Regions from separate parts of the Homo sapiens genome. Here all the other regions are linked to region 1. A link is a contact called in ENCODE Hi-C or POLR2A ChIA-PET data. All regions are on one chromosome and are shown on one strand. Each heading gives the region's core, a stretch centred on a gene start or an enhancer-like site at or near the end of the contact. The rest is flanking DNA. Distances are from core to core; before and after follow the strand shown. Region 1 overlaps LOC105372146 (a long non-coding RNA gene). Region 2 overlaps NEDD4L (NEDD4 like E3 ubiquitin protein ligase). Region 3 overlaps NEDD4L (NEDD4 like E3 ubiquitin protein ligase). Region 4 overlaps NEDD4L (NEDD4 like E3 ubiquitin protein ligase). Region 5 holds the start of MIR122HG (MIR122 host gene).

Region 1 (6,005 bases), core at 1,314-3,813:
TGCAACAGAAGGCTCTGAATCTAAACGAAGCCTTTCGGAAGACAAAGGGGTGGATCACAAAGGAGCTTGCGGTTCCCCTCCGCCTTTCTGCATTAGTTTCCTAGGGTTGTTCTAATAAATTACCACTAGCTTGGGCCTTACAATAGTGGGCATTTATCCTCTCATAGCTGGAGTGCAGTGGCTCCACCTCCTGGGTTCCAGCAGTTCTCCTGCTTTAGCCTCCCAAGTAGCTGGGACTACAGGTGTGTGCCACTGCACCTGGCTAATTTTTGTATTTTTAGTAGAGATGGGGTTTCACCATGTTAGCCAGGCTGGTCTCGAACTCCTGACCCTCAAGTGATCTGCCTACCTCAGCTTCCTAAAGTGCTGGGATTACAGGCGTGAGCTACCACGCCGGGGCCAATGATTTGCTTTTTTAAAAAAACAAAAACCAAACAGCCTCAGAAATTTTGAACTACTTTCTCTAAAAGAAACCAGCTTTATTGAGAAATAATTCACATGCCAGACATTCACCAATTTAGTATATTTGTAGATCATTGATCATCACAATCAATTTTAGAACATTTTTTTATCACCCTAAAAGAGTCCCCATACCCATTGGCAGTCCCTTCCGGTTTCTCCCACCTTCCCGGGCCCCCAGTCCCTGGTAGCCTACCCTATCACTAGAGATTTGCCTTTCCTGGACTCTTCACAGAAATGGAGTCAGACAGTAGAAATGCAGTCTTTTAAATTATTTATGGGCCGAGCTGGGCGCTGTGGCTCACGCCTGTAATCCCAGCAATTTAGGACGCCAAGGTAGACAGATTACTTGAGGTTAGGAGTTTGAGACCAGCCTGGCCAACATGGTGAAATCCCGTTGCTACTAAAAATGCAAAAATCAGCTGGGCATGGTGGTGCACACCCCTAATCCCAGCTACTGAGGAAGCTGAGGTAGGAGAATCAATTGAACCCAGGAGGCAGAAGTTGGAGTGAGCCGAGATCATGCCACTGCACTCCAGCCTGGGTGATAGAGTGAGATTCTGTCTCAAAAATTAAAAAAAAAAAAGATTTATGGTGAACAGCGGGTTAGATGTCATTCTTTTGATTTTAGGGTTGTATTCAAGTATAAGACTCATTCTTTTCACAATGAGCGGTTAGAGCAGCAAAGCTGTAGATATCTGAAGACTTTGAGAGCTTAGGGAATAGGAGGATCATCTGGGGTCCCCCCTTTCTCTCTCCTTCCCCCGCAGCCCTCTCCTTTGCCACCAGCAGCCGAGAGAACAGTCTTGGGGGAAAGAAAACACAGAAGCTCAGTGCTGCGGGGAGAGGGGAATGAAGGCGTGATAAGAGACATGCGGGGGCTGTTCCTGGCTCGCTCACCTCCTTGTCCTCTTCCTCACCGAAACCACAGAGTCTCCCCCAGCCTTGCAGCAGAAGTGTGGTCGTGCCTCTGCAGTAAGCTGGGTGTAGGACTGGCTGGCCAGCATCTGCAGTCTATGCTGAGTACCTGTGCCTGGGTGACCCTTCCCCCGCGACTCCAGTGTGACCTTCCTTCCCAAGCCTCTTGTTGCCCTGGGGTCTTCCACATTCAGCTGTGTCAAGCTCAGGGAATACAGGAGGAAAATGGGATCGCCTCAAAGTTAGGGGCTGGGGGATGAGTTGCCGCAGGTACTAACAGGCAAACCTGCCCTGTTCCTCCAGCCGGGTGCCAGTGGTAGTTGACAGGGAAAGGGCCCTTGAGGAAGAGAGCAAGTGGGGAGAGAGAGGGAGAGACAGAGAGGATGGAGAAGTTGGAGGTCTCTGTGGTGGCCCAAGGGGGCAGTGGGGCCTGGAGGAGGTGGTTGGGCATCTGCTCCCACTAACCCATGGGCCACCTGGTCCCTTTGCCACGGACCCTGCTATGGGCAGCCATGGTGGGGTGGAGGCGTGTCCCTGGCACCCCCATGTCTCCCCGCATGAGTTTCCTGAGGAACCTGTGGGCATCCCGACGCCCTCTGGGTTTCACCTGGAGGACCACTGCTCACAAGTGGCCTCTCCTTATTTCTTTGAGCAACTTGAACTCTGTGAAAAGAACGTGGGCTCCACGGAGGCCTGTGCCAGCGGAGACAGGAAACATCACCGCTGTTTTCAAGATGGTTCCATTCACTCTTTGTCCTAGTGACCCTGTACTCAGCTCCCATTGTGATGGCTTGGGCGGGGGGATGGGCATGTTTTCTGGATAGTTCCACTGCCTCTGCCCCACTGCATGCAAGCCTGGTCAGCCTGGTGAGGGAGGGCATGCTCAGGCCCCCACCAGCCCCGGGCCTGCTGTCCTTCAGTGGCCTGTGTTCTGAAGACACAGGTGCATCTCTGTCACCCACTACCCACCAAGTCACAAACACCTGGGGCGGGAAGGAAGGTAAATGTTCCTCAAGGGATAGTGTGTATATGAGGGTGGGGTGCGTGGCTGGGAGGCGCACAAATGGCAGCATCCACTTAGGAGCCTGTACCCATCTTCCAGCAGGTCAGCACGGCTGAAGCCAGCAAATTTGTTGTGTTCTCTGGGCCTTAGCAGTCACGACCTTGGACCACGAGATGTGCCCTTGTCGCATTTATTTAAAGAGTTGAAATCTGAAAGGTGCATTAGAAATCGTTCTATTTATAGAGTCACTCTAAATACACTGTGGTGGAAGATGGCCAAGAGCTATTGTGAAGTGAAAGTAGGAACTGGAAAACGGTGAGCTCAGCATGATCTCACATATGCACATATGTGTACACCTGTGTGTATACATGTATAAAAGATATCTGTACACATGTATGTGTATAATACTCATACGTGTGTGTGCATATGTGTGTGTGTGTCCATATGGTCTGGAGATTTATATGCATAATACAACCGGAAGAAATATACACTGAAGAGATAGCATTATCTCTTGAAAGTGAGATTGGGATTATGTGGGGAGGGGAACTTTTAAACATTAATTTACGGAAAAGAAACGGAAAAATGTTCTGGTTCAGTCTAGCCAGGGTAAGTTTGAGACCTGGGCCCCAGGGTGACTTTCACCTCAACCACTGCTCTCTGCCAGTGCCACGCTGCCTGTGGCCTGGCCCTTGCTGTGAGTGTTTACGACCACAAAATTTACTTTTCCTGGAAGTGGTTTCTTCTGATGGCTGGAGAATGTTTATGACATTGTCCATCTCTGTTTCTCCTTAATGAAATTGCCTGGCAGCCGCGGTATTTTAGAGAAGTCTTAACCCCTACTCACTCTCCATTTAGCTTTCCATTCCATTTTCCATGGGAATGGCTGCTCTGACATCAGAATAGGCAATGGCAGCAGGAAGCAGTATCATCAAAGGTGCGAGTTTGAACTCTGGGGAGAGAGGTGTTCATAGGGTAATTTTTGCAACAGTTGGAAAATGCTCTACTGGACAGGGCTGGCTTTTGCTAAGAGGCTCAACAGGAGTTGGTCCATGTGCTGCATTCTCATTTTCACTCCCCAGTTACTCCCTGGGCCACCTGCCTGCCGCAGCACCTGAAGTCAAGTCACCAGAGGCTCAACTTTCTGGTCCATGTGTGGCTGTTTCTTTTTCTATTTATTTTTGTATTTTATTTATTTATTTTTTGTGATGGAGACTTGCTCTGTCACCAGGCTGGCACGATCTTGGCTCACTGCAACCTCCGCCTCATAGGTTCAAGTGATTCCCCTGCCTCAGCCTCCAGAGTAGCTGGGACTACAGGCACGCGCCACCATGCCCAGCTAATTTTTTTGTATTTTAGTAGAGACGGGGTTTCACCATGTTGGCCAGGATTGTCTTGTTCTCTTGACCTCGTGATCCGCCCATCTTGGCCTCCCAAAGTACTGGGATTACAGGCGTGAGCCACTGCGCTGGCCATGTGTGGCTGTTTCTAGGAGAGATTTCTGTCTCATTCCTTCTCTTCCTTTTTTCTTTCTCTCCCTCAAAATTTTCCAATGTTCCTGGGAGGGCTAGTCAGTCACAACTTACAGTGGTGTAGTAGTGGGCTCTCTGCCTGAAAGCTGAGGAATTGGGACTTTAGAGTGGATGAGTGGAGGCATCATTTGGGAGAGGAAGGCAGTGACTAGAAACTAGGTGGCAAGAAGGCATCTTTTTGCACTTCTGCTCACCCCATCTCTTCCCCATAGCAAAAAGAACTGCAGTAAATTCTAGGGATTTGCAGTGTTGACATCGAGTCCCCAGGGTGTCCCAGCAGAAGGGGTGGCAGCAACGGTGGGCTGTTTCCACTGAAGGGAAGACTCCACCTCAGGAAGAAATAAACGGCAGCAAGGTTTTTTGGGCATGTGGCATCTGTGAGATCTGAGGGGATCAGATAATGCCCAGGAAGAATTCTGAAAGCAAATGAGAACATTCAAAAATGCTCATTGACAGCACAGCCATGTAAAGATGATCTGGGAGATCTTAAAGGAAGCATTTTTCCAGGGATGGGGAATCTCAGGTTGGCTTCGCAAGGTTGGCTGAAGCGAGAGCCAGTGCCCTCTCCCTGGACCGCCTGCTTAGGTTAGGATGCACGTGTGCCTCCCTCACTAAGGTTTCATCAGTCATTCTTTTTTTTTTTTTTTTTTTGGGAGACAGTCTCACTCTGTCACCCAGACTGGAGTGCAATGGCGTGATCTCAGCTCACTGCAACCTCCGCCTCCCAGGTTCAAGTGATTCTCCTGCTTCAGCCTCCCAAGTAGCTGGGATTACAGGCACCTGTCATCATGCCTAGCTAATTTTTGTATTTTTAGTAGAGATGGGGTTTCACCACATTGGCCAGGCTGGTCTCGAACCCCTGGCATCAGGTGATCCACCCGCCTTGGCCTCCCAAAGTGCTGGGATTACAGGCATGAGCCACTGCGCCCAGCCAGGAATTCATTCTTTAAAAAGGTCTGAAGTATCTCAAAGTAGATTGTAGCCGCCATACACTGAACAAACAAAAAGGCATTCTTCAGCCGGGCATGGTGGCTCATGCCTGTAATCCCAGCACTTTGGGAGGCCAAGGCAGGTGGATCACCTGAACCCAGGAGTTTGAGATCAGCCTGGCCAATGTGGTGAAACCCCGTCTCTACTAAAAATACAAAAATTAGCTGGGCATGGTGGCGCACGCCTGTAATCCCAGCTACTTGGGAGGCTGAGGCAGGAGAGTCGCTTGAACCTGGAAGGTGGAGGTTGCAGTGAGCTGAGATCATGCCACTGCACTCCAGCCTCGCAACAGAGCGAGACTCCATCTCAAAAAAAAGCATTCTCCATTTTTCATTCATCTCATAATTGAGGTTGGATTGGGAGACTGAGGCATGAACAGGATGTGAAGGAATGGAGATGTGGGTGTAGGTGGTGTTATTGAGTAGTGTGGGAGAGAATGAGGGAGAGTTGAAGAGGGCACCCGGGATTGAGAAATGCCTTGTGGGGTGATGTTGTAGCCTCTGGTCAAGAAGCCAGTGTCCAGGGAGAGGCTGTATATATCAGAAAGGGAGGACAATGTGAGCCCCACGGATGAGCGAGCAGGGGCAGGTCCTTAGGGAGTGCTTCTATGAATTTGGCATCCTGGGTGAATTTGGCAACAGATGGGTAAAAACCCAGAGGCTGACAGAGGAGATGGGATCTCATGTGAAGCTCAGCCCTGGAGAAGTATCTGGAACTCTGAGCTTGGTGGGGGCGCAGAGTGGGGTGGGAACGAGAGAGCATGGAGGCTGGGGACGGGAACGGGGCGTGGGCTCCTATGGCCTCTGTGTCTCCATGGAGTGAGCTGAGTGGTCGTCTGCTGAGATGAGTGTAGTGGGAAAGAGACTGGGACTCCAAGGAGAGAGCTTAAGCTCCAGCTCTTGGGCGTGCCCTGCAGAGTCTGCCTGATGCTGGAAAGGAGGACAAGGAGAGGTGGTGCAGTGCTGAGGGATAGGGCCCCTGATGGGGCAAGCCGAGGCTCCCTGGGAATGTGCAAAGGGGAATTTTATCCAATTTGGAGGCTGAGCAGTAAGTTTTTCTGAAGGATGTGTCACTTAAGGTACAATTTGAAGAAAGAAGAGGGGTGA
Region 2 (6,005 bases), core at 2,436-4,935, 470 kb after region 1:
TGATCCGTCAGTTAATGAAGAAGAGTCCATGGATACAATTATCCCCCCACCTGAAGAAACAAATCCATGTATGGGCTGTAGCAGCTACTCACCAACCAAGTTTGCTCTAGCAGCTACTCACCAACCAAGTTTGCTCTGTATTATACAAGTTTCCTCTTGTATTATTCGACAAGTTTGAGGAATTAATCTCAAATTCCTGGACATTACGAAGTTGGATATGATAAAAACCCAGGAAAATGACATGAGAGAAAAATACAACTTTAGGTACCTCCTAGCCCAAAGACAAGCTAATGTATTTTGGGCTGTCAGTAACCTAAACATATAAAAGAGCAAAAAACAACGTGGTTGTCCATTCATGTGCCTTATAAACATTTTATGGATCTAAAGGTATCACTTTCCAGACTGACTTCTACTTAACAGGCAAGTGTTTATTTAGGACATTGTATGTAATCCAAGCATCCACAGAATATCAACATTTCAGAGCTTACGTTCCAAATATTTCTTTGTACTAAGAAGTAATGCATAATAAGCTCATTCATTCAACATCTGATGAGAATTTAATCATGTGTAAAGCATTATACTAGAACATAAGGGGATGAGAAAAGGCATAAAACCATCCCTGGCCTCACAGGAGCTTTGAGAAAAGGATGCAAAAGGAGACATATATAGAACCATCTATAAATACAAGATAAGCATGTAATGTGAGCCAGGAGCAAGGTAAAAATAAAGTACTACGAGAGAGTAGAGGAGCGAGATCATGACTAGGGTGGGGGCAGCCCAGGGAGCCCTTGGATGGGAAGAGGGGCTGAGAAGTGAGGTGGCGGGTGAGGTGGGGGCACCCCTCCCAGGGGAGCCTGTGGAGAGTTATGCCCAGTGGGGTGGTGAAAGCCCCAGAGAGTAGAAAGGAAAATGCCACCCAGGAGAGGACAACCTGGCTGGGGTGGGGAGCACCTCGAGACATCTATCTCTACTTGGAGGGAAAGGGGAAGCCACAGAGGCAGCAGTGACAGTATACGCTGAGGTGGAAGGACCACTCAGGGTCAGTGCCTCCAAGTCCTGGCAGCCACTTGGCCTTGCGTGGGAACTTGCGGTTTAATCTTCCGTGAACTTCCATGGTTGATACCCACTGCTACCAGCCAGTGCACGCCTCAGAGGGCACCCAAAGCTGTGCGTTTGAGTGCTCGCTCTGTCCTTTAGGGGTGTGAACTGGGTGCCTCTCACAGACCCCCAGAGCTGCGTTCTTTTGTGGTACTTTTCCCAGGGGGTTTCCTACAGGGTTACAGGTAATTAAAGGCCAGATAATTTATACGAATGTGCTTTTTATACTGGTGATATCCCAGGTAAGAGAACTGGGGTTGCTTTTCTCTAAATGAGCATAAATGTTTGGGAAGGGGGTGGCTGGAAGGCTGGAGGGAGAGGAAGGGAAGGGAAAACTGAATACATCTTTATACTAGCCATTACCAGCTGCTGACAAATGTTCACTGTATCCATGGGGTGGGGGGAAATCTCAGTTTCACTTATCAACAGTTAAAAGTGGCAAATGTTTTGTCCTTAATTAGTTTCATCTAATTGTGTATCAGTCTTAAAAACTGATACTCCAGATTAGCTTACTGGAAAATACAAGACATAAAAATTAGGGCTGTCTTTCCTAGGCAAAGATTGTCTTACAGGCAAAAATGCATTTGTCATATGCCAGGCAATTGGTACAATGGGGGAATCAGCCAGACTAAATTATTCTCAGGGGTCAGAAAACAGCCAACTGACACAGAATTAGACAAATGGAATCAGTCCATTTAAAACTGAACCAATGGTGCTAGATTCATTGCACTACACTCTAACCACTTTTAAAATAGAAATATTGCTTACCAATTTTCACTTCTCTCTCCTCTCCAGGCACAGAGAAAAGATGACTACACTTTCCAGCATCCTTGTGGTCAGGGAAGGCCATCTTACCAGTTTTGGCTAATGAGAAAAGGTGACCTATCTCACCTCTGAGTGGGGGCTGTGAAAAGCTCCAGTGCAAACTTCAGTCAGCCCGGTTTTCTGTGTGACCATGTGGGTCGGTCGGCCTGGTTCTCTGTGTGACCATGTGGGTTGGTCGGCCTGGTTCTCTGTGTGACCATGTGGGCTGGTCGGCCTGGTTCTCTGTGTGACCACGTGGGTCGGTCGGCCTGGTTCTCTGTGTGACCATGTGGGCCGGTCGGCCTGGTTCTCTGTGTGACCATGTGGGTCGGTCGGCCTGGTTCTCTCTCTGTGTGACCATGTGGGTCGGTCGGCCTGGTTCTCTGTGTGACCCTGTGGATCCGAATGCCTGCCAACCTATGTTGACGGGTAGTGTGAATGAGAAATAAACTTGGGAATGTGTTAAGCCACTAAGATTTTAGGGCATTCTGACACAACTCTCTTTTTCAATGACCATCACACCAGTGGGTTTCTCAGTGGACATCCAGAGGAAAAATAGGGTGCTAACTTTAAGAGCAGATGACAAGTCTCTATAGGACACAAAGTTGTATGTCTGCATAAATGAACAGTTTCTTTTCATTAAAAAAAAAAAACTTGACTAAAATTTTGGTCCACAGTCCAGCAATAATAATCCTTTGTTCAAAGCTGCATAAAGATACATTTTCTCACTCTAATTTGTAGGAGACATTGCAGAAATTCTTTTCTCACACATCATTTCTAATAATATCACTTCATATAAACACAATTTTCAATGCAACGAGATAAGGGATCGCCTACCTATTTTTAGACTCTCTCCCACTTGTGAGCCTAGCCACTGTTGTTTATATACATTCGGAGTAACCTCCAAGCTTTTATGCTGGTAACTGCTTCACATTTGCCAATAGCATCAAGCAAATGACAGATAGTATCATCTATTTTACCTTACATTTGTGAAGTATAATCAAACAATGGGTTTGGATCTATTTTAGACTGTCCAGTTCAATGACGAATGTGGATCTATTTTTACAACAAACATGTTGCACTTTAATAAGATTAGCAAAACAAATCTGGTTGTTGAATTTCCCTGTTAAACTTCCTGATAAATGGTTGGTGCATTAGTCATTTCTTTGTTTCTTCCTTCATTTGTTCATTCATTCTATAAATATGTATTTGGTGCCTGCTTTGTGCCAAGCATCGAGTGGGCTCTGAATGTCTGAAGTCTAATGTCTAGGAGTTTATGATGATATTAATTTACAGTAAAATATCTGATCATTGAATCGTCAGTAGTTGCGGATATTTTGTTTTAATCATACAAATAGATGAATATTAAACATATCATTTTTTCATGGCTACATGGGGACATGATGAATATGAAATAAAGTCTCTGAAAGTCAATTTACTTAATTTCACTAAGGAAATCATGACTATCAATGGTATACAATGCTGGGGTGAGACCCTGATCCTTGAGCACAATTAAGGCAGAATTTGAACACTTATAAAAAGCTGCATACGTATTTACAATTTGTGCATATAGATTTCAAGGGATTTTATAACTCTGGTAACCCTGAAATATGTAGAATCCATAGAAGATATTCTCCTGCCTTGCACACCAAAGACACTCAATAAATACTTGGTGGTGATGCGGTGTCAAGTGGAGGCTTCCTTCCCCTAATTACTAAGAGCTTCTCTTGCTTCAGTTGCTCTCACCCTCTGCAGCTACTGTGGCTGGTGGAACGGGCCCCTGAGCATGTGTAGCTGACTCATCTTACACCTCGAGAGGCATGCTTGCTGCAGGCTGTGTCCAAAACACACTTATGTTTATAACCTTATTTAAAAGTACTTTAAAAGGCAGATTCTTGTAGTAAACGTATTAAAAAGTCAATACACGGAATAGCTTGGTTCACTGGTTCTCCGCTGCTTTTTCCATCAAATCAGACATGCCATGTCTCATAGGCCATATACTCCAAGGCTGCAACCCAGCAGCATGCAGGGGTATCAGCAATCCTGAGACAGAAACCTCCCACCTGCAGGCTGACTTCCTCCCACCTGCCCCTCAGCCCCTCTCACGCAACAAAAAGTTTAAAGATGCAACTGAGCGTTCAGTTGTTAGAGCAAAAATCTTGAATCTGAGCTAATTTGTACACAGCGTATACAGTAAACTTAGCAGTTTACTATCAAATTTACTTGTGAAAACATTCATGACTCATCTGGCACTCTTGTCACTGAACCATCACTGGTCATTTATTCATTTATTTTTACAAGTGATCTAGTTAAAGTAATATGCAGATTGACTTTGTGGTACTGCAGTAGAAACACTTAAATTCTCAGAATAAAATGTCGAACACTGAACATGATAACTACATTTAAACTCAGGCCTTTCCTTTTGTCTGTGTACTTCCATTTATGCCTCTGGGTGTGTGGTGTAAGAAATGAAGCTGAATCTATACTGAGAACATGGGATGACGATGATACCTTGTCGTGATATTTACTAACTGGAACAAATATGAACCATTAGTTATTTGAACTTTTTAGTTTTTTTGAAGCAAGTTTGCAGTATCTACCTGTAATGCAAAGAACGTCGCATAGTGAACATTCAAGGTTCAAAACACATTTCACTTAGCACCTCAAAGAAAAAAAAAGGCAACAGACCTCAATGGCACTATTGAGACACATTTGGTCAGCATCCATCACATGGTTTTGGAAATAAAGTTAACATTAACCAAAATTTCCTTTCTCTTTCATTTTGCAATAGCAAACCAAAGATTTTAGTTAAAACAACAACAATATTAAACTATAAAATTCAGTTAAATCACTCACTGTTCTTTTTCGCTATACAAAACAAAATTCCCCCATAAAACAATTACCAAATCATATTACAGCCTACCTTGCATCCTATGTAAAGTCTTACATAAACTGTCTGATACTTATATGTCCACAACTTATTCCTTTTAGAATTTTATTTTACAACAAGAAATTTTATAGTAGGTTTTCTTAAACTAAGAGACTACTCAGGGTTACTTATGCATGTTTCTAGGGCATGCATAAACAAAGACAGATTACATTTAAAAAGCAGGAAAAAAACAGAGAATCCGGCTTTCAGCAGATGTTTTCTCTCTCTTCACTTCATGTGGTCTGATGGATGTATTTTGTGCTCTCTTTTTTGTTTACACCTTGACATAAGAAGTAACATGAGCCTTCTCCACAGCCTGCTATCAAATTTTTCTGAAAGTTGGTAGAGGAATGGCAAGATTTCAGTAGGAACTACTGGGTGGGCAAATTAGTCAGGCATGAATTAGCAAAGTTCTACTGTAACTTGACTTTCAAGCTTGCTTCCTGTAACATTCAAGATCATGCTCAGCTGTATATGAATCTGAAGTATGAACTACACACGATTACATATGCATGACTGATTATCATTATTGCTGGTATCTTATTTTTTTCTTTAATGGTTGTGAGAGAATCTGCCCCACCCTCTGTTAGAAAAAGCAAATGGACTCTGCTCCTTGCTTATTCACTATTCCTCCAAGCAAAACACACAGGCTCGCGCACACGTGCAACTCACAAAAGGACAATGACCTGAATTAAAGCCACAACACAATGATTCCATTGTCTCTAAAGTTGAATGTCTTCTTCTTGAAAAAATACGATACATAAGGAAGCAAAGGGAAATATGCGTGATAAGACCTCTGTAAGACCGCATATTGCAGGAATATTTACACAGAAAAGGTTTTCAGATGGCCCAAGAACACAAAAGCAGTATGAACAAAAGTTTAGATTCTGTTCTATGAAGTCAGAACTTAACTACTTTAATTTGTCTAATTCCACGTTGCCCAGAGCTGTGGTGCCGAGGTGAACTCATGATCCTGAGGGAGGCTGGTCTCTAAGGCACCCATCATAATTCTACTCTGTGATCTCCATGGGCAGGGAGCCTATACTAGAAGACAAACGGTATGCTCCCTCTATCTTTCTTCTTGTGGATGTATCTTACATATACTTTTTAAACTACAATTATTGAACAACATGCTGTCCTCTATTCGTCTGTAAAGCAAGTATGCAGTTGTCTG
Region 3 (6,005 bases), core at 1-2,500, 440 kb after region 1:
ACATGAATATGATCTCAAGGCAAGGAGAGAGGCCTGACGCCCTCCACGTACCTCCATGTCATCCCTCTGGTCACTGTTTTCTTCATCTTGACCTCCATTTTTTGGCATATAGGCCATTTTCAATCGCAAAAATCCCTTAACTCGAGACTTATGACTGCACACATAATGGAAGAAAATTGGTTAGAAGGGTTGTGACTTCAAAGGACACTTAAAATCGTCTTCAGCAAAAGCCAACCACCACAGCACGCAGGGCAGGCATCCCCACCCACCCATACCCACAGCACACAGGGCAGGCATCCCCACCCACCCATACCCACAGCACACAGGGCAGGCATCCCCACCCACCCATACCCACAGCACACAGGGCAGGCATCCCCACCTATACCCACAGCACGCAGGGCAGGCATCCCCACCCACCCACACCCACGGCACGCAGGGCAGGCATCCCCACCCACCCATACCCACAGCATGCAGGGCAGGCATCCCCACCCACCCACACCCACGGCACGCAGGGCAGGCATCCCCACCCACCCATATCCACAGCACGCAAGGCAGGCATCCCCACCTATACCCACAGCATGCAAGGCAGGCCTCCCCACCCACCCATATCCACAGCACGCAAGGCAGGCATCCCCACCTACACCCACAGCATGCAAGGCAGGCATCCCCACCCACCCATATCCACAGCACGCAAGGCAGGCATCCCCACCTATACCCACAGCACGCAGGGCAGGCATCCCCACAGCATGCAGGGCAGGCATCCCCACCCACCCACACCACAGCAAGCAAGGCAGACATCCCCACCCACCCATATCCACAGCACGCAGGGCAGGCATCCCCACCTATACCTACAGCATGCAGGGCAGGCATCCCCACCCACCCATACCCACAAGCCTCACCTTCTTGGTCTGAGGAGAAAGTCCTTAAATGTATAGGGTCGCTCCATGGTTGGATCTTCTGTCTGTGGGGAAAAAACAGTAAATTAAATTTTAATATTCCTAATAATTTCATGTTTTAGATACAGGCAACTGGATTACAGAGAATATATTTTGAATTTTAGAATGTGGCACCGCTGAATGTGTTTCTTCACTTGGTACCTGACAGTCCACGGAACTGATCTACTAGAGATCCACTAGATGTCACTATCCACACCGGGTTTTAGGAGCCAGCCCCAGCCACAGACAAATGACAAAATTACAGCTGTCATTGCCAAGTAAAATTTCTAACTGCAGGGTGTGGCCTCAGTCTCACAGAGCTGATTCACTTCGGAGAACCAGCGGTCACCAGTGCCTTGCTATATGCCTGTGACTCGAGACACATATGGGTGGAGTAAACAGAAGAATATACAAGATTTAATCTTTGAGGGAAACTTTGTTTTTTGTATTAAAATCTCACAACATCAGCCTAAGAGAATTGAAAGACTATCTCCTGCACAGAGATCACCCCAGGAAGCAGCACCGATCAACCTTCTGCTGAGGTTCAGTTCATGAAGCTATGAGTACAAGTGGAGTATTTGTTCATTTTTAAAGAAATCAGTGTTCATTTGATTGTGTGAAGTTCATTGTGAAGTTCCTACCAAAGCAGGAAATTGGATAAATAAGTGTGACTATTTCATTAATCTTTAAATACTATATATTCAGTAAAACCTCAAATACCTAGACCCTTCAATTAAACACAATTTCAAATACTTTTATAGCAAGAGATAAACCAGTCCAGTGATTTACTGTATCAGGTTTGTGTGCGCGTGCATGCACACACATGTATGTACGTATGCACTGCTATTTGAAATGTTATCTGTTTATGTCATTCTCTGCTTTAAACTCTCAATGGGTTCCTACTCCTCTCATAATAAACTGAAAATTCTTTCCTATGACTTAGAAGACCAACTATAATCTGGCCTTGAATCAACTTTAACCTCATTGGGAACCAGTCTCTCTCTTCCTTCCTTGTACTCCCAACCATCCTGTCCTCATCTGCCATGGATGCAGATTATATGTACTGCAGTAGGGCCCATGCACAGGCAGGTCCCTCTGCTGGACAGCTGACTCTGGATGGCATGGCTGTTTCCACTTTGCCATCCAAGTGTGAGATCCCAGGTCTCATCCTTTAGAGTTCCCACCATCAGCCACCCTTATCACCCCCCATCCTATCGTCCTGCTGTATCTTCCTCATATCACTTTCTGAAAGTACCTGTTCATTTGTTGACATACTAGTTTATTATCCATCACTTCCAGAATGTAAGCCCATGAGAACAGAGACTTGAATTTGCTCACCATTGGATCACCGGTGCCAAGAACATTGCCTGGCACCAAGTAGGTACTCACGTAAGCACTCAATTCATCTGATCTGTAGTAAACTATGGAGGCTCTCAAAATTCACTATCATTGAATGAAGTAAATTATATTTTCTAGACTGTTCTTATGAGGCAGTAATAAACATACATTTTGAAAATATTTTCTACCAAAAGGTTTGTAAATATATATAAGGAAATAAATGGATAATTTATTAAGAAAACTATTGCTGGTTTTCCTTCCTTTTTTCATTTATTAAACCAACATTTATTTATTTAATTTAGAGACAGGGTCTTCTGCTGTCCAGGCTGGAGTATAGGGGCACAATCATAGCTCACTGCAGCCTCAACTTCCTGGGCTCAAGTGATCCTCCCACCTCAGCCTCCCAAGTAGCTGGGACCACAGGTGTGTGCCACTATGCCTGGCTAATATTTTTATTTTTTATAGACATGGGGGTCTTCCTATGTTGCCCAGGCTGGTCTCAAACTCCTGAGCTCAAGACGTCCTCCTGCCTTGGCCTCCCAAAGTGCTGGGATTACAGGTATAAGCCACCATGCCCTGCCAACCAACAAATAATTTGAGAGCAATATTATGTCAACGACATGTGGATACAACATGGTATAGCAGTCCTTATGGTTACAATTACAAGGGAAGAGCCATCATGTCAACAATCCACTAGAAGCTAAGGCAGAACAAATTCACTGACACAGAGAGGTTACATTCTGTGAGACTTGGGGTACAGGGAACAGACGGACTCTGACTTGGAAATCAAAATGGTTTTGGATGTGGAGTTCAATACAATACAGGGTGATGGGAAGGCTTTGAGAGGTAGAGAACAGGGAGAAAGGACAGTTTAAACATAGGAAATCAAACAGTATGACAAAGCCTACAGGATCACCAGTGGGCATGAGCAATCTAGGAGCAGCAGAGAACATGCAAGAGAGTGAAGAGGGAAAACCACGGAGCTTAGAGGGACTCTGAACCTGAGTCTGTCCATACCCTATGCAGCTTAAATGACTGATATCACACAGGTCAAAAGGCAGATCTCCTAGGTTTGCATCCTGGCTTTGTTACTTACAGAGCCAAGTGGCTAAGGGCAAGTTCCTTATCTCTCTTGGCCTCAGTGTCCTCATCTATAAAATGGGGCAGTAACCATAACTTACAGGGCTGTTGTGAGGATCAAACCAATCAACTGAGTTGGTTTCTATAAAGTTCTCAAGGGCACCTGGCACACTCAACAAACACTAGCCATGTTCATTGGCCAATTCTACACGTTCATATCATTTGTCAGTACTGCCAACTCAATGCCAAGCAGTAACAGGTAGGGCATTAAAATCAAAGTTCACGTTCATTGAAATTCTCTAGCCTGAATTAGAAGATGATCTTATAGATAACTACAAGATTCTTCTTGGCATTCATCCAGGTTCCAATCTGATCCTGTTCCCTGGAGCAGAGCTGAGTGGAGCCTCCCAGGATGGCTTTGAGGGTGCTCCTGGTGGAAAGCCATCTTAAACACACTGCTGCAAACAGTGCTATTAGCCACAATAGCCACAATGCTGCCCCCGTTCCAGGGTAAAAGCATTCAGAAGAAAATCTGGATACTCAGTACTTTCATCTTGAAAGAGAGTAGTTGCTTTCAGCCTAGGTGCATTCACTATGGAATAGAGTGAGATAAAGGATTCTGCAGGCAAATGGAAGGAGAGGGCCCTGCTGGGTCCCTAGACTCGAAACTTGTATGCAACCACTGCAAGCACCTAAGCCTTGGGCGAATCCACCCCATGCCCACACCCTTGACCACATCACAGGCTCACAATGATGCTGGAGAGCCAGGGTCAGATCCAGCACCACCAATGACCTGCTTATTGCTGGGCAAGTCCCCTCCCTCTCTGGGCCCAGGCTTTTTCACCTGGAAAATACTGGGAGTGAATCAGTGTCTCTGAAGTCCCTCCAAACTCCATGATTTTGAATTCTGCACTCATGAGAGGGAACCATCAGCCTGCTACCTGCTACCAGCCATCAGCCATAAACACAAAAGGGGTAAAAGGATGTTGGTCAGCTGAGCTACCTCCAAGTACAGGCAGGGCATCAAATAATACCACCACCCTGAAAATGCCTCATCTAGGAAAATTTAAATTCCAGAGTCAGCCATGGTTGTCTTAAGTGGCACATGACTGGGATTTAGGAAAACTTAATGTTTTAAAATAGCTCTCTCTGCCCCACTGCCTTTCCCAGGGACGAAGAGATTTTGTGGCTGGGCAAAGGTGGGTTACTGAGGGCTCCAGGGGAAGGGGAGACAGAGCTGACAAGTCAAGAGGAAGGTGCAACAGGCAGACACCTGCCAGAAATCTCACTCTGTTAATACAGATCTCAGAGTTCTCTTTATCGCTAAATAATTAATAGATTCAAGTTATCAAATATCATATGAATTTTTAGACAACGATGCACTGAATTTAACAGACAAATGTGAAAACGGCAGTTGAAAAGTCAATGATGGTACAGTTACAGCTAAGTTTGCTCTTGGTCTCTGAATGTAAAAGCAAAAGGAGAGCTTGCTCTGTCTCCAAGGCTGGAGCGCAGTGGTACAACCACGGCTCAGCGTAGTAATGACCTCCCATGCTCAAGCGATCCTCCCACCTCAGCCTTCTAAACAGTTGAGGCAACAGGCATGTGCCACCATGCTGGGTTAATCTTTAAGTTTCTCTATAGAGACAGGGTCTTGCCATGTTGCCAAGGCTGGTCTTTAACTCCTGGACTCAAGCGATCCTCCTGCCTCGGCCTCCAAAAGTGCTGGGGTTACAGGCATGAGCCACTGTGCCTGGTCTATTTCCTTTTATCTAAAGCTTGGTGGTTTTGACAAATTTTGAATCTACAGACTGTTAATAATCCACCTTGACAATGGTCATATACTAATCAAGAACACAGCATCCATAATTCGATCCACAAAATACACGCATATGCTCCCGCCCTCTCCACACTCATACCTGTGTGCTATCACACAAACAGAATGCCACTGTAATTTCCCCATGAGCATCCTATACACACGACCAAACATACACACGAAAGCACCTGAAATCCTGGATTCAAAAGCCACGTGCATTCAGAACACGCAACTTGGGTTCTACTGCCACATGAATAAAGAATATACCTTCACGCCTCTCCTTTTGTTTTCTTTGTGGTCCATCTCTCTGACTATAGTTGGCTGTGAACAGCTAGTCAGTTTGAAGTATGGAGGTGAAGCACGCCACTGCAAGTTACCCTCTGGGCACACGAGTAACTAGGGGCACTCGGTCCTCTCTGGGCGTTCACGGCTCTACCCTCTGCAATCGGCTGGCTTCTATTCCTGCCCTGTGCCTCTGCACCGCTTCCTTCTTTGAAGGCTCACTGACCCTGCCTCCACTCAGAATCCAAAGCTAAACTATTCTTTATACTGACTTGGCCTCGGAGGAGGAACCTTTTTCTATTTTCTGGGAGCCCTACTCAACCTTTCAAGACCAGGTGCTGCTCACTCACTCAAAAAAGAGCTTGTCAGAGCAAGGTTTTTAAACATGTCACTTTTGCCTCTTACCAAATATTAGAATATTTGCCTCTCAGAAAATAATTTCCCCTGGCCAAGATGTGGTTTTTACATTAGGGAAAGGGTGGCTGGAGACGTCCATAAAAGAGCTGGCCCATCAACCAACACTGTCTAAAAGTGTGAGAGGATCGCAGCTTCAG
Region 4 (6,005 bases), core at 473-2,972, 420 kb after region 1:
CTGTGAAATGAACCCCATACAGTTGCAGAGTCCAAATTCTTACAGAACTTGGTTCTAAGACCCCGTAGTCTCAAACGTAAAGGGTTGCTGCCAAGGTGATCACAGGGAAAGGGAAAAACATTATCATCTGTTCTAGCTACTAAATTCCACTGCCAAACCAGGTAGAGCTTAAAGGTATTTCAAACTGTCCAGTGTCACTGTGTATGAGAGGGATGCTCTGAGTTTCTCCTCGATGTAGCTCCCATGGGGTGCTCTTCTAGCTTAGGCCTACATTCCTCCATCAGCTTAGGACCCTAACACTGTAGCTTCTGGGGCAAAATTTTAAAATCCCAACACAGAGCCCCTTCTCTAGGATACTGATGGTCACACAGTAGCATATAATCTGGAGGACCACCCAGGACATCTGTGTGCCCCAGCTCAGGAAGTCTCCCAGCACCCAGCCTCACACCCCAGGCTATGTGCACCCAAGTCTGCTGATAGGAGTGTGTTTCTTTGAAGGTGAACACAGCTTGGCAGTTTTTGGGTTTAGAGACCTGCCCCGCATAGAGTGACTGTATTTAGACAGTCCACATTTGATCACAAGAAGATCCCTGAGAAGCAGTCTAAGAAATGCAGTGTGGATGGAGAAACACTGAAAAACAAGGATGTGTTGATGATGTATGGAGGCACTGGGACAGATGCTGGAGATCAGGGCTGTCCCAGGAGGGCTTGAATGCATAGGCGATGCATGTAATATCTGTGCCTGTGAAAGAGCTCTAAGTGGGGAAAAGCTCAGAAACCAGAAGCCGACCACAGCTATACCACGGCTCCTAGGGGAATCTAAAGGTATAGGAGGAGCCCATGCCTTAGGAATAACCTCTCACGTGAGGTTACAAAAGGAAGCTGCTTCTTTTACTTCCAGATATTTTAGCAGTTGTCGTTTTCTTGCTATTAGGCTGAGGATACAAATTTCCTCTGAACCTAACTTCTTCCTGTGCTTATGCCACCTTTTCCCTGCACTACCAGCAATGTGTCTTGGTGAAGGTGGTCACCTGGAGTTCCCTGGTGGACTCCAGGATCTCAAATTAGAGAAAGCACCAACAAGGATGCTGCCGGGTAATTTGAAAACCCCATCCACAGAGAAGCAGTATGTTAACCTCCCAGGCTTAAAAGCACAATTCAGAGAAAGATCACCTGGGTAAGATCATGAAGCAGCTGATTTTAGATTATGTGTAAGAAAACTTTCTGCTGATATTAAGGAAAACCATTTCCTTAATATTTCCCGAGATAAAGTCCTAAAGCTCCCTAAAGATAGTTTATAAAGACACAAAGACTCGGATCATGGAGCATTCTGGATCCAGGTGTGGAGACTCAGCAGGAGCAGAAGAAACATCAACACTGACTTAATCCTTTCATGAATATTAAACATCGATGAATTAGCATGCAGCCTGAGTGAAGCTCCTTCCTCCCCTCCTCCTCTAGCAGCGATGCCAACACAAAGAGCTACGTGGATCCGGGCACTTCAATGGACTCCCCTGCTGAGCTAAGTTGTAACCTAAGTTCCTGGTCAATTAGTATCTCTGGCAAAGTATGTGCTATCAAGTTTTGACCTACTATTGTTTATACAATCAATGAAATACTAAATGGAATGTGTTACATTCTCAGCTCCCTCCGCCCAGAGCCCTCCCCTTCAGCCGTTCTGGTGATCCACTTCCCCCTCTCCCAGGCCCCTTCCCTCCCATAACTCCCCACTCCCCCTGGCCCCGCCCCTGGAAAACTCAGCTCCGGAAACCTTAGCTCTGGAAACCTTAAGGATATTTTTGCAGTTACTCAATCTCTGGAAAGGACACTTGGGAGGCAACTGATCAACTGAAAGCACATGGATGTGTCATAGATCATGTCAGAACTGAATCCTAAAGCTGTATGAATTCTAGCAACCAGGTTACTTTGTTTTTTCCTTTTTGAGACAGAGTATTGCTCTGTCGCCCAGGCTGGAGTACAGTGGCACAATCTTGGCTCACTGCAACCTCCGCCTCCCATGTTCAAGTGATTCTCCTGCCTTAGCCTCCTGAGTAGCTGGGATTATACGCAAGCGCCACCATGCCCAGCTAATTTTTGTATTTTTAGTAGAGGCAGGGTTTCACCACGTTGGTCAGGCTGGTCTCGAACTGCTGACTTCAATTGATCCACCCGCTTCAGCCTCCCAAAGTGCTGGGATTACCAGTGTGAGCCACTGCACCTGGCCATACAGGTTACTTTCATACAGCCACAGTGAATAGCACTAATCAGTTTGTGGAAAATTAGGAGTGTAGTACAGAACGCTGAATTTGATTAAAATGCTCATTCTCTCTTCTATTGAGAACTGAACTGGCAACCTGTAATTTAGTTACATTTATGTGAGAGGGCAATTTGGAAATGTTTCTTTACAGTGTTCTCTCCAAATGACCACATAGAACAACTTGTGCTGATGATTCCATTTGTAACTCACACTGCCTCCCACCCTGCACGGCTAGTTGAGGGGGCAGGACTCAGCTTCTACAGACAGGCCATGGAAGGGCCCGCCAGGAAGCCAAAACCAGCCTTCTGCTGTTCTGTGCTTGTGAGCATGTTCCACCCTAGCTTAACAAAAAAGTAATCAAACCAGTTAGAAATGGCGACTTAGTTTAACATTTCACAGCTTTTCATCATAGACTGAATACACTACTGCTTTGTGATGCCCAAAAGCCATTAGCTAGAACTTCCTAGTGGCTCTGTTTCTTTCATTAAAATAAAGAACACGATTGTAAACTGCAGAAGTTTCAATATGCTTTTAAAAATAACCACTTTGACACTGACCATCACAGATTTGCCAAGACTTGCACCAACCCAGTAATGGTGGCTCGTGTATTTTTAGAATATATACAACAAAGACTGAAAGGACTGTGCTATCCCTCTCCTTTTATCTCATGGGGAGGGCCCTGGCTTAGTCTGCCAGAAAGTGACACCACTGTGCGTTTATTTGCCATAAATCAAAGGGCTGTGGTTTCTTGGCTGAGAATCAGGGCCTGTTTATTAGACTACAGGAATGAAAGCACTATCATAGAAAGAAAGCTATATCAGGACGGTTACTTCAGCACAGCGTATGGAGTTGAAAGGGCAGGGTAGGGGGAGCAGAAAGTCCTTGAATGTCGGGAAATTAACACTGTAGTGCCTTTACGTCAGTGAATATTATGTAATTATTAACATGTCCCAGAAGAATGAACATAAGTTAAAAAAAAACCAAGTTGCTAAGTAATGTATACATGACATCCCATTTAAAAAAAATAAAATAAAGTGGCACAATGTGTACCTATGTGTACACAGCCGTATGTCTGTGAGAGCACAGGGGCAGTGAGATGATATAATACCATGATGGCTCCAGCCCAGGACAATACACTTCAGTGTGAGTGATGTGCAGAGGAACAGAGGGGATGCCAAAGAGGGAAACACGGGGTGAAGAGACAGAATTGCAAGACAGGAAGTCAAGGGCATTCACGACAAAGGATGTGGAAGAGAAACATGCAGGATACAGCAGAAGAGAAATGGATGTGATCCTTTCAAACCTAAGTAGGTAGGGAGATCTATCTACATCTACCAAAGTAGATGAAACACTTAGGAATGAATATTGCCAAGCCTGTGGAAAGAAAACACCCAACCCATGCTGAAACTCAGTGACGGGGAGGGGAGAGTGCAGGCAAGAAGGCAAGAAAATGGCAGTCTAACGTGCCACCCGGGATCTCATTCAGAGGGGTCACCTTGTCCTGCCAGGTGACCCTTGCCATGGAGCCTGGTACTGCAATGATTCCATTCCTACTTCATTTACTACATCAGCTACCACAACACTCCAAAGCTACACGCAGGTTGCAAGGCCAACAAAATACAAAAATAGGTGATATACAGATGATGTTCATCAGCACTGAATTCAACTAAAATTATCTCACAAAACGATCTTGTCCCCCTCAAAGCTCCACTACTCCCACAGAAATTACAAGTGCACGGTGGGTAATAGTTCATGTAGAATTTCTTGAATTCTACTGGAGGCTGCCTCACTCAACACATGACTCATGTAAACCACTGTAGCTCAATATCTTAACCTGAGCTGAGTGTTCTGGGGCTGACTGTTGCCAGTTTGATTTTCCTCTGTACAATGCTGAGCATTAAATTGAAGTCATCAACATCTTTAGAAAATCAGCAATTGTATACGTAAAGTTATCCACAAGTAATGAGCAGTTATAGCAAAATACAACACAGGTGAAACAATAAGGAAATTCTTTTTTTTTTTTTGAGATGGAGTCTCGCTCTGTCGCCCAGGGTGGAGAGCAGTGGTGCGATCTCAGCTCACCACAACCTCTGCCTCCCGGGTTCACGCCATTCTCCTGCCTCAGCCTCCCGAGTAGCTGGGACTACAGGTGCTCACCACCACGCCCGGCTAATTTTTTGTACTTTTAGTAGAGACGGGGTTTCACTGTGTTAGCCAGGATGGTCTCGATCTCCTGACCTCATGATCCACCTGCCTCAGCCTCCCAAGGTGCTGGGATTACAGGCGTGAGCCACCGTGCCCGGCCAGGAAATTCTTTAAACAGCTATTGCAGTGCGAAGCATAAACTATAAGCTAGCCTAACTTTAGGGATCAAGTAGAAAACAGGCAATTAAAATACAAATCTAAGTCACCCACAGACAGGAATACCATACATTCTTTAAAATAATGAATAAGAATGGTTGGCTTAGAGAAACATAAATTTTTCTAGATCACTTATATATCCTAATTATGTTCCCTTGGAATTACGGAAACTTGTTCATTGTGTGAGGAGAGCCCCTGGTGGCAGAGAAAGGGTCATGGTGCATTCTGGGGACAAGAAAAGTCTAACCCCCTGTGAAAAATGTGGTAGGGGAGATACAGAAAAGAGAAGGGCCCTGGGCACATCCAGGAATCACACACACAGTCTCATGCAATTCCTGTGGCTTCTTTGATGATCTTCCAACCAAATTACTTTAACCAAGCATTCTAATGAAATGGAAAAACTTATCAGGAGTACAAACACTAAAAGTCAAAAATATCTTCTAAATGGTCAAGTTAAATGCACTTAACCAAAGCCTGATAGTATTCCTAATAAAATTATGTGGGACTAAAAAAATCATTCTATTTTACCCAGTACCTTTAAACAATCCCCAAATGAGAAGCTTAAAATAAGAAACGTGTGCAGCTCTGTAGCACAAAGGAGCTAATCTTATTTTTAAAAACAGCGTATATTCACCACTACACGAAATATTAAAACTGCCTCACGGCCTCTTGCTATTGATGTCTGATAAAGTGGATCATTACCGTTGGTTCCTCACCACCCGTGACAGTTGATGAACGCGCTCTCCCAGCTGGGGCACTGGGCTGTGAATGATAATTTACATCAGTGAAATGCACTTAGGGGATGACCCCCTGCTGTCTGAATCAGGGCCCACTGCTGTGGCAGCGCTGTAAGGCAGGTGACGTGAGATCAGAATCCCTGAAACCCACCCTATCCAGACAAAGCCAGCAGTCGCTGATGACCAGTAGCACAAAGGAAGCGTGACCCCTATGCCCCCCAAGGTGGCTCATCCTTGACCTGGGTAAACAATGACAACCTCAAAAGAGTGAGCTGCCTTAGAGAAAAATGGAAAGCTGGTCTGGTTTTGCCTGCCATTGTCAAATAATTAGCAGATTCTGAAATCTCCCCACACTCAAAACTCAAGAGGCCACTGGTGATCAGTGAGTTTACAGCATCAGAAAGTACAAAGAAAGAGGGAGGAATCACCAGTTTCCAGGAAAGTGAGTTCTTTGGGAAATAAAATTGACATTGATTTTGAAAAGGAGAGAAAGTGCCATTCGTTCAAGGAAAATCACAGATCATGAGGTTGAGAAGGATCCTACCAGTCCATCTCAGTTGATTATTTTGTTTTTGGGAGCCCTGTACTGAAACCATCCCAGAAAAGACGCTCTTATCAAGCTTATTATTAAGTCTCTCCAGTGTAAGTCA
Region 5 (6,005 bases), core at 2,589-5,088, 320 kb after region 1:
CTTCCGTATTTTTCAGAAAAAAAAAAAAAAAATTGCGCCTTATTCTCATGTAGATCCTGAAATCACCCTCTTCAAGCTGGACTTGCAGTGATTATCCCCCTGCGAAAGCTGAAAGTCGTTCTGCTCCCATGGGTTGGAGTGTTGAAGTTGCCTCTTTTTTTCTTTCCCTTTTTCACTTTGTGGATTCGTTATCTTCCCCTAAGTGACTGATTTCCTTTGGTTCCTGTCTGTGGCCCTGGCTTTCTTTCATGAAATGTGGTCATTTGCAAGGCAGCAGGCCGTGCCAGTGCTACACATACTCTCTTAGGTGGGACTCGCCTCCTGGGCAGTTTTCCATGACTCAGAGAGAATGACTACGAACCCTAGAACTGCTCTAGGTGGCCCCAGTCACTGCCACAAACCCCTAGCACTCTGGGTGTGGCCAGCAGTGGACACAGGCATGTGGTGGCCCATCTTGTCCTTCCCTTTCCCTACAGCTCCTCCTAACACAGTAGCCAGGCTTGTCCTGCTTAGTCTTTGCTGAGGGACCTAGAACAGAAATCGCCACCTCCTGGTCATACCAGGGCTATCGCTGACCATCCACAAGAGGCTCTAGAAGTCTCTTAGCTCTGCTGGGAAGAAACAGTGAGAGGTGAACAATTCACTGATTAAAAGGGTCCCCGGAGGATGCGCTTGGAGCGCTCTATCCTGGGCAAGGGCTTGGACCCATTTCACTTCTCAGGGCTCCATAGCAGTATCTGAGCATCCTCCACTTCTCCATGGGGGCTCTGTTGGCTTTTGGCTTTGAATAATCTGCAAAATACAGAAAAGGGAAGGAACAGATGGAAGATGAAAAGAGATGAGGAAGTTAATGCATTACAGGTAAATCTTACCAACTCCCCACCCCCCAAATCAACCTTTACAGGTAAATCTTACCAACTCCCCCCACCCCAAATCAACCTCAATTTCTATGGCCCAGAAATCTATCTCCAGGAAAATGTCAAAAATTTGTAGAAAGATTTACCTATAAGGTTGCTCATAGTGGCATTGTTTATAAGGGTAAACATTGGAAACAACCTAAATGTCCAGCTATAGGAGAAGAGTAATATATTTATGATAGACCATAATTATTTAAATTGATTCTGTAGAAAAGTCTGGTAGACTTGGAAATTCAAGATATGTTATTGAATTAAAAAACAGTTTATAAAACAATATACACAGTATGAGTCCCTTTCTGTGAAAAAATGCATACATGCCTGAGGCCAAAACATCAAATGTTAACCATGGTTATCTTTCAGTAGAGAAATTATGGTTTGTTTTCATTTTCTCCTTTTGTGTGCATTTGTTAATTTATGATTCATATGGCACTTTTTTATTGAGAAAAATGAGGATTTAAAAACTTTTAGGCAATTTTCTTTCTGGACTCTCAATACAAATTCCTTCTTGCAAAATACTCTTCTGAAATTGGGAAGGTTGGAACCCATCCTGCTCATATACAACTTGTCACAAGCATGAAAAGTTAGTGCTGTGCTGAGTGGCAGGCCTCAGGCTAATTTTTTAGCAAATTATTAGTGAAATACTTTATTATGCAGTACAATAATTTTATGGTATTATTGCATCAATCACTAAACACATATTGAGTGCCAATCATTTTCTGTCTTGTGAGCAATTTTTAAACATTGCTAAAATGGCCAACATCTTTTATTACTACTTTGTTTCTGCAGAGGTGGTTAAACTGTCAATTTACAAAGCAGTTTAAACAAACAAGCAGAAGGTTTTCTTTTTTTAAAAAAAAAAAGTCATCCAATAATATATCGCTAGTAAAATAAATTAAAAGTGGTTAGTGTCAGGATCCACTTTTGAATATTTTAAACATTCACAAAATAATTTCTCATTCTGCAGATTTTTAATGTTCTAGTATTTTCAAACTTAACAACTGAACTTAAATAGTACGAGCTAATAACAAATAGAAACATTATACACTGGTTGGGAAGTATTAACACGTTATTTCCTTTGAAAAAATAATGCTTAAGGCAAAGATGTTTGATATTAAGCAGGGTGACTTGTCCAAATGCCAGCACAATTTTCTACAGTGTGGAAAAGGCCTTGAGGGATTCTGTTTAGCTTCCCTGGGCCCCGATCCCATCCACATAAATCTCCCACCATCTCTCTTTATGCCTTACTTCCTGAGATCTCCCTGAGAAAGGTAGAGTGCTAGCCATTCCTGAATGGCAGTCTATTAATACTAAATTTCTCCTGGAGTCTCAGCTACTCAGGAGTCTTAGGCAGGAGGATCCCTTGAGCCCAGTTGTTTGAGATCCCATTTCTAAAGAAAACACACACACGAAATTTCTGTGTGCTGTCATCTTCCTGCACTCGTCTTCCCAACAGTGATGAAATCTCCAGGCATCTCTAGCTGCTGTGGCCAATTCAGAATGCAGCTTTCCCACTGGATCCGTGAGTATGAAAAACAGGCTAGATTTGGTTTGCTCCTCTTTTAATGCCCTGCATTTCTTTTCATAAGTGAGAAAAAAAGCTCATTAAGGAGGAAGCTTTTACAAAGCCAGACCCTCCAGCAAATTCACCACTCTGTACGCATTCTGTATGCACCACAGCTCCCAGCGTGACGTCTTAGATTCACAAGTACCAGGAATATCGCAACACTCACTTTCTCAGGTCAGATCTGGGCACGAGCAGCTTGTCTTTGCTTTAAGATGTTGTTCCCAGGGGCTGAGAGCATTCTAGGGCCAACCCCATAGGGGGTTTGGGTGCTTTGGGGACTGTGAAGTGTCACCTTGCTGCAAACCTAACCCATCAGTACCAAAAAAAAATTTCTTAAAAAGTGAAAGATAAGTGGAGATGCTTTTTACTCTGAATCCACGTTTACTGCCATTTAAAATAGATGTGTTAAATGCATCCATTTGATTATTTTAGGCTGTTAGTCTACATGACAAAGGAAGTTGGTATTATGCTTCTGAGTCTTGTCATTTTGAAAGTGCATGGAAATTTTAAAATAGAATGTTCTTGTCAACAGGGAGCAAAGCAGCATTTCTTTCCTCATTGAAATCCATCTAGAAGGGAAATCTGGAAAGTTCCCTATTCATGCACCTATTCATGCCTGTGTTTCTCACCAATCAGTGGTGAAGAAGGAATCACTGGGTACATTTTTAGCCAAGTTGGGGCCTCCACGGACTCTTTTTAAAGAGAATTGCTGAGGCTTGGGGATTCCTAAGGAACTGTCTCATTTCTGCACAGGTGTCCAGCTATTTTTAGTGCTATTGAGGGAACAATATGACCTGGACAGAGGCATGCCAAAGGAACGACTCTAATGCCGGCATTTTGTTTGAAGGTTTGGTGTTATTGCTGAATCAGGCCATCGTAAAAACAAGAACTGGCTTAATGTCCAGCCACTCCAAGGGCAGAAATAAAACCCCACACCGTCCCTGAGCCCTCAGCTCCTCCCCAGCCTCATCCTCTCTCCCTCTGCAGGGTGATCATTTCTTTTCCTCCTTAAGCCATTTTGTTATTTTTCTTTAAACGGAAACCATCTGTTACTCTCTCTAAAGAAAGTCTCCAGTTTTCCTCAAGCTTTCTGAGGAAACAGAATAATCATGGAAGACAAAGTTATGGTGTGTTCAACACCTCCTGTTGCTCAGGCGCTGGGTGGCATCTTTTTCAACACCGGAGTCAGCAGCCTCCCGTCATTTCTCGGTCAGCGGCCACCCCAAAGAACGGCCTGATCACTCAGGGGGGTCGGCAGGCGCCGGGGGAGAGCCGCACTTACCCCCAGTCAGCTCCGGTCCTCTCAGTCCAAGGCCCTTCCTGTGGCAGGCAGGATGGCGCCTTCCACAGCTTCTGTGGCTTTAGGCCTCTCCCCTCTCCCTTTATGGGATCCAGGGTTTAAAAGTAAACAATTCTTTCTCTTTCTGATAAGTCGCATTATTTATCGATTCAGTGGGGGAGGGAGGGCACGACCTTAGGCCACTAAGTCAGCACCACCTTTGGTCAAACACACTCAGCAAGATTGGAAAGTCCATTCCTCTGCTGAGTGGGGGTGTGCGGCCAGCAGGCAGCCATGGAGGCCACCGAGGCAGAGAAGACAGGTCACCTAGTGAATACATCTTCCCCTCAGAACCCCAACTTCCAACCAGTTTAACGTTCCTCACGGGAAGACTGCCATGTATGACCTGGTCACCTCCCCAGATTTCTAGAGACAGAAGAGTCACCGGTCACAGGAGCCTACTAAGTTCAATAGATCCTTGGCTCATGCTACGTAGAGCTCTTGACCAACATTTGGAAGCCAATCTCATTCTCCTCTTGAACTGGTCATTTCTGACGTAGTTAACCATGCATTCCTTTGTTCACGCCAACAATTATGTATGAAGCTCCTCCTTATCTGCTAAGCTCTGGTAATGCCACGGGGACCAAGACAAACAGAGCCCACAGTCAGGCAGTGAAGCAGGCAACAGGCGAGCCGCACGGACAGCAGAGGAGGCTGCTGCTCGGCCTAGCTGTATTCTGTTGTCGGCTATTATTATTGCTTTTTATTTTTTATTTACTTATTTTTTTGAAATGGAGTCTCGCTCAGTTGCCCGGGCTGGAGTGCAGTGGCGTGATCTTGGCTCACTGCAACCTCCGCCTCCCGGATTCAAGCGATTCTCCTGCCTCAGCCTCCTGGGTAGCTGGGACTACAGGTGCCCGCCACCACGCCCGGCTAATTTTTGTATTTTTAGTAGAGACGGGGTTTCACCATGTTGACTAGGCTGGTCCCAAACTCCTGACCTCAGGTGATCCTCCCGCCTTGGCCTCCCAAAGTGCTGGGATTACAGGCATGAGCCACCAGACCCATCCGCCGGCGATTATTTTTAATGTCTCTGATTATTTCTTTTCCTTCTCAGGTCATTTTGTTATTTTGTTTTTCTTTCTTTCTTTTCCTTGCTTCCTTCCATTCCTTCCTTCCTTCCTTCCCTCCCTCCCTCCTTTCTTTTCTTTTCTTTTCTTTCTTTCTTTCTTTCTTTCTTTCTTTCTTTCTTTCTTTCTTTCTTTCTTTCGTCTTTCTTTCTTTCTTTCTTTCTTTCTTTCTTTCGTCTTTCTTTCAACTTTCTCAATCTGTCTCTCTCTCTCTCTCTCATTCCTTCATTCCTTCCTTTCCTTTCTTTTCTTTTTTTTTTTTTTTTTTTTTTTTTTTGAGGCAGGGTCTCAATCTGTTACCCAGGCAGGAGTGCAGTGACATGATCACAGCTCACTGCAGCCTCGACCTTCTGGGCTCAAGGGATCCCCCTGCCTCAGTCTCCCCAGTAGCTGGGATACAGGTGCCCACACCTGACTAATTTTTGTACTTTTTTGTAGAGATGAGATTTCACACCACATTGCTATTTTGCCTTCTTATTCTTTAAAAGGAAACTCCTCGTTGCTCTCTCTAGTAAACACAAATGCAAGCTGAAGTGAGGTCTGGTCATTCCAGTTGATGATGATCTGAGGAGCTGGGTGGCCTTAATTTCACTAGCAGGTATTGTCATCCTGATAGTGTCATACTTCCTGTTAGTTGTCATATTTCTTTTCAGGTAAAAATGAAAAAATATACTAATGGCCTTTTTTTTTCTTGTCAAAGAGCTGAACTCAAGAAATGGGCCCAGTGAGTGGGCACCACTGTTTGTTCCTGGCATGCTCCCTAGGGTCCTGGGGGGACTAAGTTCCTTCAGGTTGCCTATGACTACCTGAGAGATCCTGCACACTTGGCCCTACAGAAGACAGGGCCCTCCCACAGGGCTGAGGGACTGGCCTTCAGTTCCTATGGGAAGAGCCCAAACAGTGCACCCCGAGGCGAGAAAAACATCCCGAGGGCTCTCTGGAAATCGCCAAAGCCCTGTGCTCCGCAGCGTCGGTGGATAAATATGGTGTCAATGGGATTTTTTTTTATGGTCACATTTCTGGCGCTGCAGTGTTGGCACTGCCTTTGCAAACTTGCTGTGCACTTTTAAAGTTGCTTCTCCTGATTTCAGCCATCCTAATTCTGAAAAGAAATT

Evidence for each region. Hi-C counts contacts between places; a loop is a spot of excess contacts on that map. ChIA-PET counts read pairs that join two places held with the same protein, here RNA polymerase II (POLR2A). Pooled maps may share reads with other maps.
Region 2: a loop to region 1 is called in a map with no recorded cell type, with 7 times the contacts of the local background. The contact joins two enhancer-like sites. A Hi-C loop is called at or near these places in 3 of 37 single-sample maps with no recorded cell type and 2 of 50 pooled maps. POLR2A ChIA-PET finds 5 or more read pairs at or near these places in 2 of 52 experiments (both activated T-cell).
Region 3: a loop to region 1 is called in a map of naive thymus-derived CD4-positive, alpha-beta T cell, with 3 times the contacts of the local background. The contact joins two enhancer-like sites. A Hi-C loop is called at or near these places in 3 of 168 maps with a recorded cell type or tissue (mammary epithelial cell, naive thymus-derived CD4-positive, alpha-beta T cell and prostate gland), 22 of 37 single-sample maps with no recorded cell type and 13 of 50 pooled maps.
Region 4: a map of mammary epithelial cell shows a loop between it and region 1 (5-fold over the local background). The contact joins two enhancer-like sites. A Hi-C loop is called at or near these places in 2 of 168 maps with a recorded cell type or tissue (mammary epithelial cell and prostate gland), 1 of 37 single-sample maps with no recorded cell type and 7 of 50 pooled maps. POLR2A ChIA-PET finds 5 or more read pairs at or near these places in 1 of 52 experiments (activated T-cell).
Region 5: a map with no recorded cell type shows a loop between it and region 1 (4-fold over the local background). The contact joins the promoter of MIR122HG here to the enhancer-like site in region 1. A Hi-C loop is called at or near these places in 1 of 37 single-sample maps with no recorded cell type and 6 of 50 pooled maps. POLR2A ChIA-PET finds 5 or more read pairs at or near these places in 1 of 52 experiments (activated CD4-positive, alpha-beta T cell).

Annotation. Positions count from the first base shown.
Region 1 is chr18:58,758,454-58,764,458 of GRCh38, reverse strand. All of the region lies in intron 1 of LOC105372146 (a long non-coding RNA gene), which reads left to right. Among named protein-coding and RNA genes, the nearest start is that of LINC01926, 52 kb to the left of the region's middle. RefSeq lists enhancers at 36-305, 2,427-2,476. Within about 2 kb of position 2,563, at least 5 of the 41 ENCODE cell types and tissues checked have a DNase peak (open chromatin) inside an H3K27ac peak, as active enhancers do.
Region 2 is chr18:58,287,276-58,293,280 of GRCh38, reverse strand. All of the region lies in intron 5 of NEDD4L (NEDD4 like E3 ubiquitin protein ligase), which reads right to left. Among named protein-coding and RNA genes, the nearest start is that of MIR122HG, 160 kb to the left of the region's middle. Within about 2 kb of position 3,685, at least 5 of the 41 ENCODE cell types and tissues checked have a DNase peak (open chromatin) inside an H3K27ac peak, as active enhancers do.
Region 3 is chr18:58,317,381-58,323,385 of GRCh38, reverse strand. It overlaps NEDD4L (NEDD4 like E3 ubiquitin protein ligase), which reads right to left. Exons shown (of 31, transcript NM_001144967.3): 7 at 900-961; 8 at 52-154. Among named protein-coding and RNA genes, the nearest start is that of MIR122HG, 130 kb to the left of the region's middle. Within about 2 kb of position 1,250, at least 13 of the 41 ENCODE cell types and tissues checked have a DNase peak (open chromatin) inside an H3K27ac peak, as active enhancers do.
Region 4 is chr18:58,334,853-58,340,857 of GRCh38, reverse strand. It overlaps NEDD4L (NEDD4 like E3 ubiquitin protein ligase), which reads right to left. Exons shown (of 31, transcript NM_001144967.3): 13 at 5,321-5,380. Among named protein-coding and RNA genes, the nearest start is that of MIR122HG, 110 kb to the left of the region's middle. Within about 2 kb of position 1,722, at least 5 of the 41 ENCODE cell types and tissues checked have a DNase peak (open chromatin) inside an H3K27ac peak, as active enhancers do.
Region 5 is chr18:58,444,096-58,450,100 of GRCh38, reverse strand. MIR122HG (MIR122 host gene) reads right to left here and starts at 3,838. Exons shown (of 3, transcript NR_170245.1): 1 at 3,764-3,838; 2 at 561-792.